Linked DNA regions of Mus musculus: region 1 is linked to region 2. Evidence: chromatin contacts called from ENCODE Hi-C or POLR2A ChIA-PET data. All regions are on one chromosome and are shown on one strand. Each heading gives the region's core, a stretch centred on a gene start or an enhancer-like site at or near the end of the contact. The rest is flanking DNA. Distances are from core to core; before and after follow the strand shown.

What was found. A loop is a pair of places that touch in the nucleus more often than their neighbours do. ChIA-PET counts read pairs that join two places held with the same protein, here RNA polymerase II (POLR2A).
Region 1: a loop to region 2 is called in a map of heart, with 1.8 times the contacts of the local background. The contact joins the enhancer-like site here to the promoter of Adam19 in region 2. A Hi-C loop is called at or near these places in 3 of 37 maps with a recorded cell type or tissue (T-helper 17 cell, heart and regulatory T cell). POLR2A ChIA-PET finds 5 or more read pairs at or near these places in 3 of 5 experiments (all embryonic stem cell).

The regions. Positions count from the first base shown.
Region 1 is chr11:46,084,635-46,091,533 of GRCm38, reverse strand. The region is part of intron 3 of Adam19 (a disintegrin and metallopeptidase domain 19 (meltrin beta)); the gene reads right to left. Among named protein-coding and RNA genes, the nearest start is that of Mir8100, 14 kb to the left of the region's middle. Within about 2 kb of position 2,118, at least 1 of the 3 ENCODE cell types and tissues checked has a DNase peak (open chromatin) inside an H3K27ac peak, as active enhancers do; it is heart, where a contact is called at or near this core.
Region 2 is chr11:46,054,543-46,061,796 of GRCm38, reverse strand. Adam19 (a disintegrin and metallopeptidase domain 19 (meltrin beta)) reads right to left here and starts at 5,813. Exons shown (of 23, transcript NM_009616.4): 1 at 5,587-5,813; 2 at 789-874. The coding sequence starts at 5,683.

The sequences.
Region 1 (6,899 bases), core at 869-3,368, 33 kb before region 2:
TCCAAGAATCTATTTTCACAGACTGAGTAATGGACGGCTGGCTGAGAGGTCAGAGTGTAATGATGTGCCCTGGGTGCTAGTGAAGAGATGTAAATTTTCCCACAGGAAATGCACTTGAGGTGAGTACACTTTAAGCATATTCAGGGTTTTAGGAGGGGGGAGCTCCTTATCCTACCCAGCAGCATCATTCAAATGAACCGAAGTGAGGAAGATGGGGGATGGGCCAAAGAGAGGAATCCAAACTGAGCCTCTGAGGTATACATACACACACACACACACACACACACACACACACACACACACACACACACACACACACACGTTCAGGCACACGTATTCAGAAGATAACTCATTTGCAGCTTATCTGAGGACTTGCCCTCGTCAGCAAGCGGCTCTTGGAGCCTCAGCTGCAAACTCCTCCTTCCTGGCTCCTAAAGCAGGCAAGAAACATTTAGCCTGACTAAGTGGATAACTGAATTACTGAACAAATGAACCTCCTATGTATTGTAAGAACCTATCAGGAAGCAGCCATTCAATAAGAGAAACTTTCAGTGACGGGGGCTCCTGAAACCACCCACTCCAGTTCTGACTACGTGTCCTCTGTAGCTCAAGTCCTCACCCTGGATTAAATATGACCTCTCTGCATGCAGCACCTGCTCATAGGATCTAAAGCTAAACTGTGCTGGGGTAATGCACGCCTTTAACTCCAGCACTTGGGAGGCAGAGGCAGGTAAATCCTGTGAGCTCAAGGCCAGCCTGGTCTACAGAGTGAGTTCCGAGACAGCCAGGGTTACACAGAGAAACCCTGTCTCACAAGACCAGAGAGAGGGGGTGGAGCAGGAGTTAGGAGTGGGAGAGGTGGCTCAAGCAAGGACCTGATTCCCAGCAATCAAGTAAAAAAGCCAGACATAGAAAGCAGAAACATGTCTGCTAACCTCCGTGCTAGGGAGGCAGAGGCAGGAGGATCCCTAGAATTTTTGGGTGTGGCCCAGCCAATCTAACAGAATTCGGTGAGCTACAGACTCCGTGAGAAGTCCTATCTCGAAGCATATGGTGGAGACCAACAGAGAACAACCGACCGTTGACCTCAGGTTACCCAAGCAAACTCCACAAGCAAAATGCAAAGGAGGAGACCACACCTCAGACCTACAACATCAAAAGAGAAACTGAGGCTGGGGCCTAGCATTCTGTCTTAACAGCACTTCTCTCCCACCCCCAGGTAATCCTGAGGTGAGAACAAGCCTACAACCGATACCCTAAACCACAAGTTTCTGAAACAACTTCAGAAACATATGTACATGGTCTGACTCCCAAGCCCCCTCAGCTTCCTGTCTCCACCACATCCTGATTGTTGCAGACCTGAGAAAGCCAACGAGTTTACACCTTAAAAGCACACCTGAGAGGTAGGGATTCCTACCCGTTCCCATTTTGTAGACAGGGGGCCAGGTCACTTTAAGGGACCATGCATGACACTGTTGGAGCTCCATTCAGCCTCGAGTTTGTGAGACAGAGTCTTTAGGCACTTTGTTGCTCTATCTTAGATGAAAACATGAAACCAAACCATTGCCCGGAACTTGGAGATCAAGTTTTAATTTGTTGTTGTTGTTGTTGATGATGATGATAATGATGAATGTCTATCATGATCAAGGCAACTATGCCCACTTGGATATTAATGTCTACATTGAAGAGCCATGGGGTAAGCTAAGCACAGGGCAGGAGCAAGACAGCTTAAAGTAAGAAATTCTGGGCTAGTTCTAGCTAAATAACCTTTTCCCTGAATGGGCTAAGGATGTGAGCCAGGAAGGTCCCTCCTTCTAGAAGCAAAGGGGTCATGTTTCATCACCATCTGTACAACTTTACCAACAGGGACAAAGCACTGCTTTTAAAGGCTCTCCGCTGTCCCCAAGAGAAGGCTGAATCTTCCCATGTGTCCAGGCAGGGGGATTCTGGCACTGTGCTCAGGACAAAAGTTGTTGTCGTCTTCCCAGAGAAGAGACCACATACATGGACACTGAGTGGCCAGATGTCCCTTCTCCAACTACATCTTTCTCTCATCTCTCTGATAGGGGGCTGGCTCAGCATGGTGGCAGGAAGCTGTCTCTTACCACTGGCATGCATTAGGGTTTTCAGGAAATGATTTGTGTGTGGAGATCCAGGAAGAGGGGAAGCCTATCCAAGATTCCCACCCTCCCCTCCCCCTCCCCCACTGACTGATAGAGAAAACACTCTGCTGTACTCCCTTATCTTCAGTCCTGTCTCTTCTGCCCTAAGGAGACCATGGGCAGGCCGAGAGTAGCAGAAGAGGATCTGCTGTCCTCATGGTGTCTTTGTCCTCATGGTGGCAAAAGCACACTGCAGCCCTAATCAGGGGCAAACCCCTAGTCTCCCAGACCCCAAAGTCCTTAAACAGAACCTCCATCTTGCGGGGAGGGGGGAGGGGGCTAGAGAGATGGTTCCATGTTTCTAATCACTTGCTGCTTATAGAAGACCCAGGTTAAGTTCCCAACACCCACTTGGTGGCTCCTAACTGTCTGTTCCTCCAGGTCCAGGGGTCCAGGTCACTGTTCCCCAGCATCACATAGGCAACCTGGTACAAAGACAGTTTACAAACTACCTTGAAAACCACCCTCATCCCACGTGCCGGGCATGAACAAACGTGTCTCTGCTCCTTCCCGGGCTGATTTTATTGCTGCCCTCCCCTAGTGCGTCTAGTCCTGAGAGTATCCAAGTGTCTGGACACATGGAGTCGAAGACCAGACTCTCACTATTGATCTGGGGCCTAGGTAGGGGGTTGGAAGGTGGTTAGGGGTGGGTCCTTACCCTGTCCAGGACAGGGACAGATATATAGCTGCCTTCCATTTTTAACTCTCACTCTTAAGGTCATAGACTCTGGCCCAATCACACCAGGAAAGGCTTTGAGAACGAAAATACAAAGCCCCAGAAGTCCTCCAGCCCCATAGTAAGAAATCTGCGTCTTTAATAGTTTTTTCCAGGTGATGCTTTTTTTTAAGGGGGGGGGGGGTGCTCTGGGAACCACCCTGCTCTGTTAGGTTCTTTCTAGCTTTTTGTTTTATTTTTTGGTTTCTGGGTTTTTTTGTTTTGTTTTGTTTGTTTGTTTTTTGAGACAGGGTTTCTGTGTGTAGCCTGGCTGACCTGGAACTCACTCTGTAGACCAGACAGGCCTTGAACTCAGAAATCCACCTGCCTCTGCCTCCCGAGTGCTGGGATTAAAAGTGTGCGCCACCTTGTCCAGCTGGTTTTTTGTTTTTTTAAGACAGGGTTTCTCTGTATAGCCCTGGGGGGTCCTGGAACTCACTCTGCAGACCAGGCCGGCCTCAAACTCAGAAATCCGCCTGCCTCTGCCTCTCTCTCTGCCTCTCTGCCTCTGCCTCTCTCTCTGCCTCTCTGCCTCTGCCTCTGCCTCCCAAGTGCTGGGATTAAAGGTATGGGCCACTACTGCCCCACTCATTTTAACTTTTTAACCTTCTGGGTTCCCTCCCTAACCTTCTAGTCACCTCTCCACAAACTCTCAAAACAACCTAGAAATAGGTATTGCTTTGTGTGAGGGTTAAAAAAAGGATCTAATGATGACACTAGCCCATCAGAGAAGGACCCAGAGCTGTCCCTGGTTTTCATACTGCACTAGGACATTGTCTACAAATACAGAACCAGCTATATTCATAGCTATGTGGCCAGAAGGCTTCCAATAGCACACACCTCGTATATACCCTGAAGGCTTTGGATTGAGTGCCCGCTGCACTGGCCTCTCCTTCCAAGCCATGGCACACGGCAAGGATGACCATGGTTCATGAGGACTGTGGGGGAGGGGAGATACTCTGTCAAGACTCAGACTTGAAAAGGCCTACCAAAGTTTGTCAAGACTCTATATCAAAGTGTCCTGGCTTCAGGGAACTACTCACAGTGAATTAGGCTACCGCTCACACAACCCTGTAACATCAGGTGTTCACAGGTAAATAAAGGCTTTAGTGTAAGACTCAATAACTGCAAATATTTCCATTCAGTTGGAAAACAATAACCCCAGGTTTCCATTAAACGTAAAGGGTGCCACCTAGAACTCCCCAGGACAGGAAGTGTATCTGAAAGGCAGACTGTTACTCTAATGAAATGGCCTGTGCTACTTCACATTTTGGGCAGAATTAGAAAAAAAGAAATCATACGTATAATTTTCTTTTATGTTGGTTCTCCAGTAGGGTAAACGTAAGGAGAGAAAAAGAACCAGATTTTCCAAATCAGCCTGCACTTTGCTTGGTCTACCTCTGACTCTAAAGGAATGGAAACAGATTTGCAAAAGCCCCATTGCCAAATAAGGCACTGATCTTTCAGGGGCTCACAAGCACCAGCATTCCTTTGTGAGGGCTCAGAAGGGCCCTGGAAGGCTGAAGGTTGCTCCTATAGTGAAGAGCTGAGCCCTCCTCCCATTTGAGCAAGGCCCCTGTTGTCTCGGGGACCAACCTAAGCAAGATGGTACCACCCACCAGCCCAGCTCTCAAAAAGCCAAAATTTTGGGTATGTTGTCTTTAGCAGCCTATTGAGGACATCTTTACACAAGGCATCAAAGCAACAGTCCCCTTTACCAGCCACTTCCCATTGTATTTCTGGTTTCCAGAGACCTCACACCCCTCTGAATAGCTCCTGGTCCTGAGTGCAGTTTTTATGTTATGCCCAAAGCATGTCTGGATAACCAGATCCTTTAGCCAGCAGGATCTATTTAATCCTCTCCATGGCTCTCTCCCCACTGTGAGTATGAACATGAATATCCATCAGTACAAAGAGGGCCTGACATCTCATGATCAGGCAAGCTTAGCTAGCTGGCAAGACACCTGAGGGGCCCAGGAAATGGCTTACCGATAAGAGTTTGTGGGTTTGCTTAAGGATGCCCTACAAAGCCTGTCCTGAACTGAACATTTATTGGTTAAGAATGGTTCGGGGAAATAAAATTTTCTCAGAAATACCAAATTTTAAAGAGCAAGAAATATCCCCATGGTAGCAACCTGTATAGTAACCAGTATTTGGTAAATAATCATGGTTGCTGTTCATCAGATTAGCTGAAGTCACAGCGGCCTGGGGAGGAGTACTGGGGGGGGGGGGGGGAGGACAAGACTGCCATACTATGAAGAGAGACTTTATGACTGAGCCTGGGGGAGCGGAGGAAAGCAATCTCCAAGAAGCCACCAGATCTTTTAAGAAACTCAGAAGAGGGGACCAGGTATATCTGACCCTGAAACAAGACAGAGTGGGTATCTGAAAACACAAACTTAGCACCCTCAAAGGTGGGTGCCTCTGGCTAAATACTTGAGAACTATTCTAAACCTGCCCTGGGATTCTTAGCATCTCAGAACACAAGTGAGGACCACTGAAAGGGCCCCTCATGGACCACAGTAGGCTACTATCCTACCCTGCCTAGCACCTGGGCCAAGTTCTAGCCAGATGACAGTGGCCTAGTTTGAATTTAGGTGAATCCTCCCATCTCAGTACACTGCAGACTAGGATACTAGGAATTGGCCAAGGTTCTTGCTCTAACTTAGCCAAATGACCTGGTCACAAGCCAGGACTGGAAGGTCTCAGCTCTGAAGGTCATGGTGAGTGACACTGCAAGTACATCAGAGGCCCTGCCCAGCAGCAGATCCCAAAGAGCCAGCCGATATCCCCGGATCCAGTCCAAAGCAAGGCATCTACCATAATAATGAAAAAACCTTTATGCCCTAACCTCTCTGCTCAGTCTTTCCCTTTTACAGATAAGGAATCTGAAAAGAGTAAAAGTAACATATTGTCATGAAAGTTCTAATCTGTTTCCAAACACAGAAGTCTCAGTCCACAAGGATATGTGAAATCCTGGTGGCAGCTAGGTCAGGAGTTGGCAGAGGAAGGGCGTTTGTCCAACCTCGCTCGTAGTATGTATTAGAGGCTGTAGGAAAGCCTGGGTTCCTCGTGTCCTGATTTCGTCATACACTTACTTTAAGTGCTTGGCTCCAGGACCTACGTCTGCAACCCACCTCACACTACAAATATTGACTAAGGCCAGCCATATGCCAGGCACCGTGCTAGAGGATTGTTGAGCATTAGCCCTCAAAGGCTGGTATCACTCCTACCCTGCGGGGACCTACCTCTCTCCCAGGATGAAGATGATCCACGAAAATACCTGAAAAGAGCTGACAGGCCACGTGGAGGCAGGTTTTACCAGAAAGTCCCCCAGAAACTCAGACCCATTTCAAACCCACCTTCCTTCTTTTTAGAACTGGTATGAAAGCCGACCTCTAGTTTCCTCTAGTTATAAAACTATGAGGGAAGTGTGCATATATGCGTATATGTATTCCTGTGTGTGAGTGTGTGTGTGTATAGTTGTGTGGGTACTGTCAAGTTTGTGTATGTGTGCTGAAGGTAAGGCTGGCCTAGACACTGGGAGCTGAGAGTCTCTTGCTCTACTCGTCCCAACCACATTGTTATACTACATATCTCACAATCTAGTCTGACCTTTGTGTAAACCCTAAATCTAGAATCTGGTTAAGGCAAGAAATAAAGAGCTTCCAGAAAAACAGGGCCCCTGTTGGCCCTTCCAAGCTTAGATCACTCTTTCCTTTATGATTCAGTGTCTCTCCAAAGGAATTCTTTTTCCCAGAACTCCCTTCTCCTGAAAGGTTTTGAAAAAAAGAAACTATGCTTGATATAATGCAGCCATTATAGCCCCTTGGCCCATCTGGACCTCTCCCAAGGGAGGCTGATGCAAGAGGAGACTATGAGGTCCCTGCCAGTTTTCTCCAAACACGCTACCTGGGGGGAGGGGAGGAAATCCATGGGGACACATGGAAGCCATGAAGAGACCGGAAAAGAGCCTTACTCCCTTAAATCAGAAAGACCCAGCTTCCACCCGGCTTAGTCAA
Region 2 (7,254 bases), core at 4,564-7,063:
AGAGAAAAAGAAAATCGCTGGGTACCCATGACACACAGTGTGATCTTTGCATTTTCGAAATGGAAGCAGGTAGATTAAGATTTACATACAGGTCAGCCTAAGCTACACTGGAGACTGCCTCAAAAGAGAACTGGGCTCGGCACATGATGACACCCTAGACTATGCCTTCAAGCCTAGATCCAGGAGATGGAGACAGGATTTCAGAGAACCTGTCTCAGAAAACAGAAAGACAGAAAAACCAAAAAAAGAAAAAGTCCAATCAAGATCTATGGCAAATTCACACATTTGCACGTAATCTGTGTATTTCTAAAAGACTCTGTGTGTGTGTGTGTGTGTGTGTGTGTGTGTGTGTGTGTGTGTGTAGGGGTGTGTGTGTGTGTGTGTGTATGTGTGTGTGTAGGGGTGTGTGTGTGTGTGTGTGTGTGTGTGTGTGTGTGTGTGCACACATGAGTGTTTTGCCTACATATATGTATGAGCACCATATGCATGCCCGGTGCCCTCAGAGGCATCTCCTGGAACTGGAGTTACAGATGATTGTGAACCATCCTCTGGATGCTTGGACCTGAACCCCAGTTCTATCAAGAACAGCAAGTGCTCTTAACTGCTAAACCATCTCTCCAGCCCAGTTCGTGTGTTACTGTGAATTTTCATTTCCTCAACTACAAGGGCTTGGGAATGGGTCTACGAGTTCGTCATAGAGTGAAGGAAAGTCCCCGCTAAGATATCCTAAGTTGACACAGCTAGAGGAACTGTCATTCCTGCTTCTCCAAGGAGCTTGGACATCTTACCTTTCCTCTCCCAGGGCTTTCTGAAGTCCGCCACTGAGGTATTATGAGTTCATGCTGTAGCGGAGGGCTACCTTCTTGGCTTCCTCCTGCCAACACAAGACAACATAACCATAAGAAAACCCAACCTCCACATCTCGGGCACTCAGGAGCAGGCATGGTGTTCAGAAGCCCAAGTGGTGCTCCAAAGCACTTCTGAGGCAGTCATTGCTTCCTGGAAAATGCTCCTCCCAGTGGTCTCAGAAGACCTGCTGGGCGCCACTGGGCCTTGGTGACAAAGTGATAAAGGCTAGGCAAACAAGGTCTGTGTCCCCCGTGAAGAGTCAGGAAATAAGCAAAGATTCTCAGGTGCTACTTAACAGCCCTGGGGGGGGTGGGGGGGGGGAATAATAAGATTGTGCCACAGGATAAAGGGAAGCTGGCAGGGTTCCTGTTTTAAACAGGATGGCCAGTGTGATGATGTTTAAGACCTGAGGGACCAGAGGAAGCCATTTATGCAAAAATCTGGGGAAGAGTAAAGAGTGTCAACTGTAGACGTGGGCCCGGGCTCGCTAAGGCACACGCAGGAAGGAGAAATAGCCTACAAAGTCAGGGGACATTGGTAAATATGCTAAGCAAGGGTGGGTAACTCAGAGGATGTTGGTAAGAAATATATATGCTAAGTGAGACGGCTGTGGTTGTAATAACATAGAGGCATGAGCAGGGTCTGGGTTTCATTACCTGGAAGGTTTTGATGTCTTTAGAGAAAAAAAAAAAGCCCCACAAGAGCAGTATGATCTGTATTGGTTTTGTTTTTGTTTTGAAAGGTGACCCTGCCTGCTGGGAGAATAGGGAGTAGGGGACAAGGACAGAGGAGAAGCAGAAAGGGTGGCAGCAAAGCTAGGGGGCGCACCGGAGCTCTGGTGAGAGAAGATGTGGCTCTAACTTGGATAGCATCCTGGAAGGTGATGATGTGGTGAGGTGCTGAGGAGATGCAGAAGGGTGTGAGCTCAGGTTTGTTACCAAAGAGCTTTAATTTCCCCCTTGGAAGTGACACTCACCTCCCTGGGAGGGCCAGAGGTAAAGGTGACTTCTTCGCCTCCCAACCATTACCATTCACTTGCAAATTGTTAACCTTAACTTAACCTTCCAAGTGTTGAATTCGAAGTTATATTTCACTTCCTTAGTTCCAAACCTTCTCACCTCCAGTTTTTTTCTTATCCTACACACCTGGGTTCTATCAAGAACAGCAAGTGCTCTTAACTGCTAAACCATCTCTCCAGCCTCAGTTCCTGTCAGTGTTGCTGTGAATTTTCATTTCCTCAACTAAAAGGGCTTGGGAATGGGTTGCTGTGAATTTTCATTTCCTCAACTAAAAGGGCTTGGGAATGGGTCTATGAGTTTGTCGTAGAGTGAAGGAAATTCCCCATTAAGATATCCCGAGTTGACATAGTGGGACTGATAGAGGTAGGCAGCAAATTCCTGAGAAAAGAAGCCTAAGCCACAGAAGAGCCATGTTCAAGAATGGAAGACCTCAACACTACTTACAGGTCATCTTTTTTTAAAAAAATATTTATTTATTTATTTATTTATTTATTATATGTAAGTACACTGTAGCTGTCTTCAGACACTCGAGAAGAGAGCATCAGATTTCGTTACAGATGGTTGTGAGCCACCATGTGGTTGCTGGGATTTGAACTCAGGACCTTTGGAAGAGCAGTCGGCAATCTTAACCGCTGAGCCATCTCACCAGCCCTACAGGTCATCTTTTAAAAGATAAGAATTTCCTGATCCCTAAGCAAATTACATCTCTGAAACTGAGTAGATCTGAAGACTCCCAGAGATGTCACCAAGGAACCCTGTGTTCTGTTCCTTCTAACTCAGCCTCATCAACCGCAGGAGGGATTAAAAGATGACTGAGCTTTTGTGGCAAACATCTGTAATTCCAGCAAGACAACTAGAGGTCTAAGGCCATCTTGGCTATCTAGAGATCTCTGAGACAGCATCCACCTACACAGCATCCTGTCCCAGAGAAGAATTAAATTAAAAAAAAAAAAAAAAGGTTCTGCCAGGCATGGTGGCACACGCCTTTAATCCCAGCACTTGAGAGGCAGAGGCAGGCGGATTTCTGAGTTTGAGGCCAGCCTGGTCTACAAAGTGAGTTCCAGGACAGCCAGGGCTACACAGAGAAACCCTGTCTCGAAAAGCCCCCCCCCCAAAAAAAAAATTTTAAAAAAAGGTAGCTGGAGCCAGGCAGTGGTGGCGCAGGCCTTCAATTCCAGTACTCAGGAGGCAGAGGTAGGAAGATCTCCGAGTTAAAGGGAGCCTGGTCTACAGACCTAGTTCCTGGACAGCCAAGGATACATAAAGAAACCTTGTCTCAAACAAACAACATTCCAAAACCCAAACCCCAAAACAAACAAAAAAGTGTTGGATTACCACTGATTAAATTCCTTTTCAAAAATATGATATATTTGCAATCAAAATGTATCCTTAAAAAAAGTCTTATTGGTTTTGTTTACACTGGTACAAATCAGAAGAGATAGATACATTTACATTATTTACCCAAAACATCCTGAGTTCTTAACCCTATGCTACTACGCTAGGTGCTTAATGTTCATGAGGGAACAAGTGAGACATAGTCCTCTACAGAGACTGATGGATCTAGACTCTTAAACAAAAGGAGCTGTACAGGATAGAAGAGAACGACAAAAGGTCTCGGATGGTGAAAAGCACTGAGGGCAATCTCTTTACACACAGTCCAGTTTAAGTACACGTAAGGCAACGTAACTGGAGAAGGGTTGCTCACAACTTGAAAATAAGGCCAGAGCACGTGGGATCAAGCTTTCAGTGTCAGACCTGGAGCGTCACTTAACAAAGGGTAAGAGAATGTTATCTCTGGCTCACTTGTTTGCTTTCGGTGGGATGGCCTGTATTCGGTGAAGTTTAACATTAACTGCACGCCTGTGACAGACAAAGATGCAAGTGACTTCAGGAATAGGAGAGGGAGAACCAACAACTGCTTGATTCTGTCTCACCCAAAGGAATTCCCTATGCCACTCCCTGTATCACCGGGGATATTGTTTATGTTGATATTGATTATGTTGGTATTGATTATGTTGATATTGATTATGTTGATGCTTTTGACCAGCTTTAGCAGCTGCTTTGGCCACTTCATAAATGAAAGAAAAAAAAATCTTCGTCACATTTGTATAAGAGCCAGGAGTTTAACTTTGAGGAAATTATATTTCTGTGGTCTCTTGGTAGAACTTAGAGCCATTAAAATCATAGTTTTGGGAGATGTCATGATTTGGGAAGCACCTTTTAAAGTGTATGAATGGTACGATTCCAGATTCATCAGTATATAGTCATAGAAGGACAGGAAGGGGGAAAGGAAAATATTAATAGCAACTGCTCATTTGGGGATCATGGGTCACTTTACAACTCGTAGATTTTGCTTTCTCCCCGGGTCTGCAGTCACTCTACCTCACTGACTGTTCTCAAGGCCTCCAGATCCCGTGAAGTTTACTTTCCTGTCTTTCTTCTGTGCAAATGGTAGGCTGGAAAATCAGACTCGAACAGGACCTGGCTCCCTCTTCCCCGAGGAACCCCACACCCCAACAAAAGGAAGAGCCTTCTCCTATCCAAGGCAAAGGAGCTGGAGCGTTGAGTGGAGGAAACCCTCGGGTCAGGTTCTTGCAGGGATGGGGCGGGGGCTGCAGCCTGCCCAGCCCGTACACTAGGGCGTCGTTAGCTTGATTTAAAAACGCTGACGGTTGGTACAGCAAGCACCCGCGACCGTCTGGAGTCAGCCCAGCTCTCCAGCTGCCTCAGAGCTAAGGCTAAATAAGCTCTCCCGGGTCAAGATGACAGAAGCCAGGCATTGCCCCTCCGGGACCGTCCCTTCCGCGAAATCCTATGAGAACCTCTGAGGGATGCGGCCCGGGAGGGAGCGGTGCCTGGGAAAACAGTTGTGAGAAATAGGCATTATCCAGCGTCCAAACTGGAAGCGTGGAGCCCATTCCATTTTCTTCACATGAAAACTGAGGCCAAGAGGAGATAGGCATTGGGTGAGGTGGAAAGAAAGCTCCGGTTTCCAGTATCAGATCTTCAATGTGGGGCGTACTTATACACACCTGGGTTTTTGTTAGTGAACTTCAGCTTACGATCTGCATAATGGGTGCGCATGGTTCTTTTATGGTCTTTCAGAGATGCTAAGTGTACAGGCAGAGATAACCAGTAAACCACCCTACCCTAATCTCTCGGAAACCTTTGATTTTCTATCCCACTGGTATGCTTTTGACACCACCACCCCCCCGCCCCCAGCAAGATCCAGGGAGTGGTTCCCTCGCCGATTCGGGATAGGATGCTTGGGGTGCTCCTCTGGGGATGCTCTGGGGTTGCTAGAGCAGCGGGCGCAAAATAGCGATGAGAGAGAGGCAGAGCGGAGACGAGCAACCTCAAGAAAAACAGCAAAGATAGGAAGAGCAGCGGAAAGAGAAGCCCAAAGTAAGAAAACACGGGGAGATGAAGAAAGGAAGGCAAGCAAAGAGAGAGAGAGAGAGAGAGAGAGAGAGAGAGAGAGACTTACTGCTTTCTGATTGCAGTGAGCGCACTAGCTCCACGACCTCCCGTGGCTCACCACAAGAGAACAAAGCCTGGGCTCCTAGGCTTGGGGGTGGCGATACTCACACCCGGGGAGTGGCGGAGTCCGCAGGGATAGCGGTCATGGAGCTGCCGGCATGCAAGAGCGACTCTCAGACCCTCAGTCATCACCACCACCCCTAGTCGCCTCAGAACCCATCTGCGCGCTGCCACTTACTTGTGGTCCATCCCGGCTCGCACGCCGCCAGCGGCCAATGTAGCTGCAGAGCGAGAGCCAGCAAGCAGAACCGGGCGACGCCCGCGCGCCCGGGCATGATAGCAACGGCCCTCTCACTGTCCGCAATCACACATCCCCTGCCATTGCCTGCCCCCGGCCTAGCGGCGGCGGAGGTTTTCAAGCAAACGCCGGCCTAAAAGCCACCCAGCCCACATCCCAGACGCTCCGCCCCTAGCCCCTCAGGGCTCTGCCTGGAATGGGAGGAGGGGAGGCGCCACGCGGAGGAGGGGGTTGGTGGTGGCTGGAGGGACAGCAGTGGGAGGAGCGAGGGAAGCCCCCCGGGAGCATCGCTGACTCAGGTGAAGGACACCCAGGGGAAGGGATGATCCGAATTTCTGAAGTAATCAACCATTCTTGAGGCCTGGGAGATTACAGGACTGGGGTTGAAAGTGTTAAACACACACACACACACACACACACACACACACACACACACACACACACACTTCTGCCCCACTGTAGCTAGTTTACTCTATCCCGCTTTATGCTAAGTACTTTGGGTGACCAAGACAACTCTTTGTAGCTCTACCTTCCAGGATTGACTACTCTTGGAGTCAGGCTGTGAAAGAGTTAATTCCAAGGGACTGAAATGAGTGCTAAAAGAACTTGTTTTCCTATCGGGACTCCAATCTGGGCCTTTAGTCCAGGCCTTCTGACACGGGAGGTGGGGGGTGGAGGGGGTGGGGTTGCAGATCCAGCATCCCAGAGGACAGGGCTTCTGTACTCCAGAAACAGAACACCAAGCCCAAGAAACAGTCTAGACAGGATTACAGAGAAGGAGGGAAGCCTTGGGCTGTATAGGTTGGGGACAGGAGAGAGCAGAATTTGGGATGGTTAGGGTTTAGGATGCAATGGAAGATGAAGCCCACAAATGATGGCTATCACTAAGAAAATTACAGTAGCAGACACTTAGGACTTAGCTTTTATTGACATTCCGTACGTGCTAGGGCCTCTGATAGTTGATCTTGTCATGAGTCCGCTGTGGACTGGAAATGTGTCTCAGCTGGTGGAATGCTTGTCATGCACTCATGAAGCCCTGGGTTCCATCCCCAGGACCTCGTAATTCCAGGAGTGTGGTGCACCACTGTGATCCCAGCACTTATGGGGCAGAGGCTGGAGGATCCAAAGTTCAAGGTTAATCTCTGCTACGTGGTGAATTTGAGGCTAATCTGGACTCCATTGACACAGTGTAGAATAACAGTGATAATTAGGCGACCATCTGGAGGGGGTAGGTATTGGCTTCATCTCTATCTCCCCTCTGGGGGAGGGGAATCAAACCAGAAAAGCATTAAGTCCCCTCACCAAAGGTCACAAAGCTAATGTCTGGGTTTCACTTAGAGTCTGTATATTTGCTATTACAAAGCCTGGTGCAACATGCCTTAGTTGATGAATGAAGAACAGAAAAAAGAGATAGCCAGAAATAATCTGTATAGGGTTGGTTAGCAAAACTCCAAGGGAGAGGAGGCTCTGGAAGGGGAGTCTCGCACCTACATTTGTCAGTTCCTTTCCCCATCCCCCACCCCCAAAACCAGGCCAGGAACTCTCAAAACCAATGCACCGTGAGTCTGCAAGGCTCTCACAGAGGGAAGGGATCAAACCATTCTTACC